Linked DNA regions of Homo sapiens: region 1 is linked to region 2. Evidence: chromatin contacts called from ENCODE Hi-C or POLR2A ChIA-PET data. All regions are on one chromosome and are shown on one strand. The core of a region is the stretch at or near the end of the contact, and the rest is flanking DNA. Distances in the headings are between cores, read along the strand shown. Region 1 overlaps KCNIP3 (potassium voltage-gated channel interacting protein 3). Region 2 overlaps KCNIP3 (potassium voltage-gated channel interacting protein 3).

What was found. Hi-C counts contacts between places; a loop is a spot of excess contacts on that map. ChIA-PET counts read pairs that join two places held with the same protein, here RNA polymerase II (POLR2A). Pooled maps may share reads with other maps.
Region 1: a loop to region 2 is called in a map of PC-3, with 2.5 times the contacts of the local background. The contact joins two enhancer-like sites. A Hi-C loop is called at or near these places in 14 of 168 maps with a recorded cell type or tissue (K562, PC-3, Right ventricle myocardium inferior and 9 more) and 12 of 50 pooled maps. POLR2A ChIA-PET finds 5 or more read pairs at or near these places in 2 of 52 experiments (K562 and MCF 10A).

The regions. Positions count from the first base shown.
Region 1 is chr2:95,383,579-95,386,278 of GRCh38, reverse strand. It overlaps KCNIP3 (potassium voltage-gated channel interacting protein 3), which reads right to left. Exons shown (of 9, transcript NM_013434.5): 9 at 202-2,277. The coding sequence ends at 2,230. Among named protein-coding and RNA genes, the nearest start is that of FAHD2A, 18 kb to the left of the region's middle. RefSeq lists a silencer at 284-578 and an enhancer at 12-912. Within about 2 kb of position 1,383, at least 5 of the 41 ENCODE cell types and tissues checked have a DNase peak (open chromatin) inside an H3K27ac peak, as active enhancers do; they include thyroid gland, where a contact is called at or near this core.
Region 2 is chr2:95,329,246-95,331,945 of GRCh38, reverse strand. All of the region lies in intron 2 of KCNIP3 (potassium voltage-gated channel interacting protein 3), which reads right to left. Among named protein-coding and RNA genes, the nearest start is that of KCNIP3, 33 kb to the right of the region's middle. RefSeq lists enhancers at 404-903, 904-1,405. Within about 2 kb of position 1,330, at least 3 of the 41 ENCODE cell types and tissues checked have a DNase peak (open chromatin) inside an H3K27ac peak, as active enhancers do; they include thyroid gland, where a contact is called at or near this core.

The sequences.
Region 1 (2,700 bases), core at 134-2,633, 54 kb before region 2:
CACTGTGTGCATCTCGGCCTCACTCGGCCTCAGTGAGGTCACACTGTGAGCCTGAGAATTTGAGCGGCATTCTCTGCCCCCAGAGCCAGCTGTCAAACATTTACCAGCACAGCACCAGGCAGGATCCACGGCTAATGGCAGCAGGGGTGGGAAGAGCTGAGCTGAAGTTCAGAGCTAGGATAAAGCCAACAGGAATCCCTCTCCTTTGTCAAGTTTATTTTATTAAAATATACAGGACTGAATATTAGTGGATGCTGAGAACAGGAACCACCCTCCCAGGCCGTGGCCAAGGGAGACGCTTCTGCCATGCAGACATGCGGCCGGTCTGTGTCCCAGCGTGGGAGGCAGACCCCTCCTGGTTGGGCTGTGCAGCCAGTCTGGCCCCAAGGCCAAGGCCGGCAGGGGTGTGGTGGTGATGCTCTCCTGAGGCCTTGGCCTTAGAGGCAGAGTGACACCAGCTGGGAGGGCTGGGCAGCGGGTGAGGGGAGGGAGAAGATCCCTGAGCCAGGGAAAGCTGATGCCCTCCTGGAGGCAGAGGCCCCCAGTCAGCCTGGAGCCTGGAGCCAGGCGTCCATGCAGCTCCGCAGGGGAGGCCAGGCTGTGTGTGAATGCCGAGGGGCCCCCATGGCCTCCGCCATACTGCCTTTCCTCTGAGGGCCCTGCTCACCCTGGGGCTAGCCTCTTGGGGCACACGGGGACTCCCCGGGCCAGCCCTGAGTGGAGCTGGGCTGGCTGTGATGGAATGTATTATGTGGGAATGTTCCTGGAGGGGCCATGCGGCCTGGGACCGGGTTCCTTCTGGGTGAGGCCCCAATCAGGCGGGAGCAGCATCTCTCTCCTCCTGGGGGTTTCTGCTGACCACCCAGCCACAGCCCTCTCAGCCCTCACCATTGGCTCCAGCTTTGGGCTGGCATTCTCCATCCCCAGATGGAGGGGACAGCCAAGCAGAGTCCCCAGGGTTTGTGCTTTTGAATGTTGGTCAGCCGGGCTGGGCTTTGGGGCCCCACTGATCCCAGGCACAGAGCAGACCCCCAAGGCCTCTTCCCCAGGGCCACCATATTGGGGCTACTGGGCCCAAGCCTCAGCCAGCAGGAGGGCCTGGCCTCCGAGAAGCAGTGTGCTGGGCTCCCACTAGGGCTGCGCCTGAGCTGCTAAGGAATGCTTGTGCTTTTTGTGCAAGGCAGAGGGACGGCGACACTGCTTCAGGAGAGGGGGCTCAGCCAAGCTGCTGGGCCATGGGAGGGGCACTACAGGAAGAGGAGGGACACGCCCCTTCCCAGACTCCTCTGAGCTCTGCCCCGGGCTCCCTGGCTGCCAGTCTCTGAACCACGTTCCTCCCGGGACCTAAGAGGACCTTGGAGGGAACAGTCTGTGCTGGAGGGTGTGTACAGCCCCACCCACTGCATTCCCACTGAACCAGGACTGGGGCAAGGAGAGGCTCATCCCACCCTGTGGAGCTGGCAGAGAGTGCCCTCAGATTCTCCACCACGACCCAATCCCTAAACTTGAAATCCCCCGCCTTCCTGCCATGGAGGGAGAATGGGGCCCAGTGGCCCCTCACCACTCAGGCTTGCCCCACAGTGGGTGGCCTGGTACCCAGCTCTTCCAGGTCAGTGGAGTAGCAGGGGATCCTGGGACCCCCAGGGAAGAATTTCCAGAAAGCTGCAGGCTTGGCCTCCATTACCCCCTCTCCCCCCTGCCCCCCAGCTGGTCCCTCTGGGGTCCTGAGGTGAGGGGCTTTCTAGAAGCATAGGTAGTGGGCAGAGAGTGGCTACGGGGAGGAGACCAGGGGAGCCTGGGGCCGGCCCACTGTGTGGCAAGAAAGCAGAATGGAGAACGGGACGAGGTGGGCTCACACCGGAGATTGGACCCTCCCCTGCAGGGGCACTCGAGCCCCTTCTTGGTGACATCCAGCAGCTGGTGGCCTGCAGACCTGCTCTGTCAGCCACTCACCCAGAGGCAGCCTCGCCTCGCTGGCCTGGGAAGGGCTGGCTGGGGCTCCTGGACTCGGCCCCTAGCCAGACTCAGCCCCTCCCTGAACTCTGTCCCCTCTGCCAGCCCAGATGAATGGCTGTGTGTGTGTGTGTGTGTGTGTGTGTGTGTGTGTGTAGCAATCTGTTCACTTTTTGCAAATCTATTTTTTAAAAGTTTCTTGGAGGCTGCTCCTGGCAGGATGGAGGTTTCTTGGGGGTGGAGGTGGCTGTGGCCATGCACTCCTTTGGACGTGTCCTAGATGACATTCTCAAACAGCTGCATGGAGCTCATGATGTTCTCATCCTGCATGGAGAGAGGAAGGGAGGCCTTCAGGTGCTGGGTGGGCTCCAAATCCGACCCCCTTGAGCAGATTCCCGCCAGGGACTCGGAGCCTGCAGCGACTGCCTGTCTGTCTGTCTTATTGGGTGCAGGGAGCTGGGGGACAGGGAGGTGAAGTAGCTGGTCCGAGGTCCCCAGCTGGTGAGGCACAGCCTGTCTTCAACCCCACTCCTGACTGCAAGCCCATCTGGGATGAGCTGATGAAGGCGATCCCGGCTGGCCTCCAGAGGAGGTGGGCGCTAACCAGGACTGCTCTGGGAGTGGGGCAATAGAGGCGCTGGAGGCCCAGCATCCTGCCCCCTGAGGTGCTCTCTGGAAGGGCCAGCAGCAACACTGCGGAAGCTCTGGTGCCTCCCCACGGTGACCCTCTCCCTCTGGCTGGCCCCA
Region 2 (2,700 bases), core at 81-2,580:
CGTCCCTACTCAAGTGGCTTCTTCCATGTGGCTTCATGGTTGGCTACAAGAAGTTGCCCAGGCCTGCATGTCACAGCCTCTGCATCCCAGTCACAGGGCCTCCCACTGTCAAAATATCTGAGAAGGGATCTCCTTGGCCCAGCCTGGGTCGGGCACCTGCCCTGGCCAGTGGGTATTCCTGTCGTGACTGGCCAGCTGGATCGGGTAAGAAGCTGGGAGCCCTCGTGGCTACCGATGGCAGAACAGGATGTGGGGCGCTCTTTGGAATGTGGATAGGTGTCTTTCTGAACAGAAGAAACAATAGCAGCCTTCTGCAAATGTCCAAGCCAAGCTCTGAGGATGGGCGCAGGCAGCGGGAGCAAGGAGGCCTTTAGACATCAGCGTGCACGACTGGCTCAGTCCTGGGCCTCTTCTGCTCGGTCTTTTGGCTTCAAATCCGTCTATGTGCTGATGACCCCCAAATGTATCCCTCCACTTCCAACCCTTGCAGATCCCACCTGCCTCCTTGAAGCCTCTGCTAGGATCTCTTTAGATGTCTCAGACTTGAAATGCTACCACCAAGCCCCCTCCTCCCCTCACGCCAGGCCAGCTTCTGTTTTTCCCACCACAGTGAATAACAGCTTGGTTCTTCCAGCAGCTCAGGACAAAAGCCTTGGCCTGACTCCTCTCGTTCTCACGCAACAGACACCCAGGACATCTGCAAATCCTTTCGGTCCCATCTTCAGAGTGCCTCCAAATGTACCGCTGCTCCCTCCCGCCTCCGCTGCCACCCTGGACAGCCACAAATCCCTGCCACTCCCTCGCCTACCCCTCGGGCTCAGCCTCCACCCCTCATCAGCAGGAGGGGCCTCTCCTGCCAGCTCACCTCACCCTGAGCTCTGGCCCTTGCTGCCCCTCTGCCTGCCTGGACAGCTTCCCTTTCACTCTCCCTCACCCCTCGGATCTGTATTTGAACGCCATGTGCCCTGCAGGCCCTGCCCTAGGCACCCCTCCCTTCTTCCCAGTCCTAGGTAATTTCTGCAGCCCTATTCCCTTGCAATATATCGTTTACTCATCAATCTCATTTTATAGCCTATAAGCTCTAGGGGTTTTTATTCTGTCTGGTTCCCTGCTGTGTCCCCAGAGCCTGGGACATTGCCTGCCAGAGGAGGCAAGGAGACCCACGGCTTCACAATGGGATGTTCTCAGACCAGAGAGCAGAGGAGGGATCAGTGCCAGCCCAGTGAACTGGGATTGGGAGCCACAGCCCCGGCACCCTGGCTGAAAGGGCCCTCTGCATCGGTGGCCACTGGCTCCAGGCCAGCTGCAGTTCTAGTGACTGTGTGCCTGTCCTCTCACGCCCCTTGTGGTGTTTGTCTGGCTGTGAGAGTTTTACACTGGGCAGCTGCCCTGGGGGGTACGGACGGGTGAGTCTCCCTTAGCACCAATGTGTGACCCGGACTGGGCCTCGAGGGAGAGGCAAGTGAAGTTGGTAGTGGAGCTCTTGGGAGCGCCTGGTCACCCTGCCCTGAGAGCAGGGCTGGGACACAACGCAGTCCCCTAGACTCCACCCCATATGGGATGGCCCTCAGAGGCCACTGGGGAGCAGCCCCAGCCAGGAGACCTGGTGCCCAGGAGATGCTATAAATATTGATTTGGCTTCACCTCCACCCCCAGCCCTTGGCAGGGGAGGTCTGGGCTGAGGCCTGTCCAGGGACCCATTCAGAATCAGCCTCCCCTGTCACCTCGAGATGCCCCAGGTCCCTGCCCCTCCCTGCCCAGTATCACTTCAGGGCACCCTGGGGAGCCGCGGCCAGACCTTCCTGCTCCTGCCTCTTCTCACCCCAGCCCTGCAACTCAATTACTCCCAGCTCACTTCTGCTGCGGCAGCTGGCGGTGGCTGCGGCCGGAGGTGAGGGACGTCCTGAGTCCCTCCTAGAAGTGGTCAGAGGCAGGGCAGGGAGGCCAGGATCTGCAGCAGAAATGGGGAGAGGGGCCTCCGGCAGAGGGGACGAGAGGGGGACCAGAGCGGGGGCGAAGGCCCTGAGTTGGCATTTTCAGGTTTGCGTTTGGAGACAATTAGGAGTTGAATTATTAAAGACGCGCAGGGAAGAGCTGTTTTTAAGAAAGCATGAGTAAGCAGGGGCATCTCACAGCAGCACCCAGGATCGAAGGCGATCAATGGCCGTAATGGCTGTAAATATTTACTCGGCTTAATTGGGAACGTGCACGCCAGCCACAAACCTGACGCAGGGGTCCATGCCCAGCAGACCCCCGTCAGGCCAGCCAGAGGGCACAGCTTCAGCCTGCTCCCGGGTCCCCCCACTCCCGGCAGCCAGGCCAGCACTGTGTGAGACCAGCGGTGATGGAGCCCCAGCGGTGCAGGTGCCCTCAGGGCACGGGGTCTGGAGTCAGATACAGGGGGGCCCTACCAGCTTGATCACACCAGACAGGCTGCTTAACCCCCCTGTAGGATGGGCTAGTGATGCCCATGTCAGGGCATGTGAGCAAGCCCAGTGCAGTGTCCAGGGTGGCCAGTGCCCAGCGAATGCCAGTCCTGTTGGCCTGGGGCCTGGTGGTCCAGAGGTGGAGGGCAGGTATCAAGGGAGATGCATGGGCCTCTGCTCTTACCCCAGACCTTTGGCTTAGTCGAAGTACAGGATCAGCTTACTCTAGAAAGTGGGATGTTCTCCATAGGAGTGCTATGGGATAAGAAGGTTG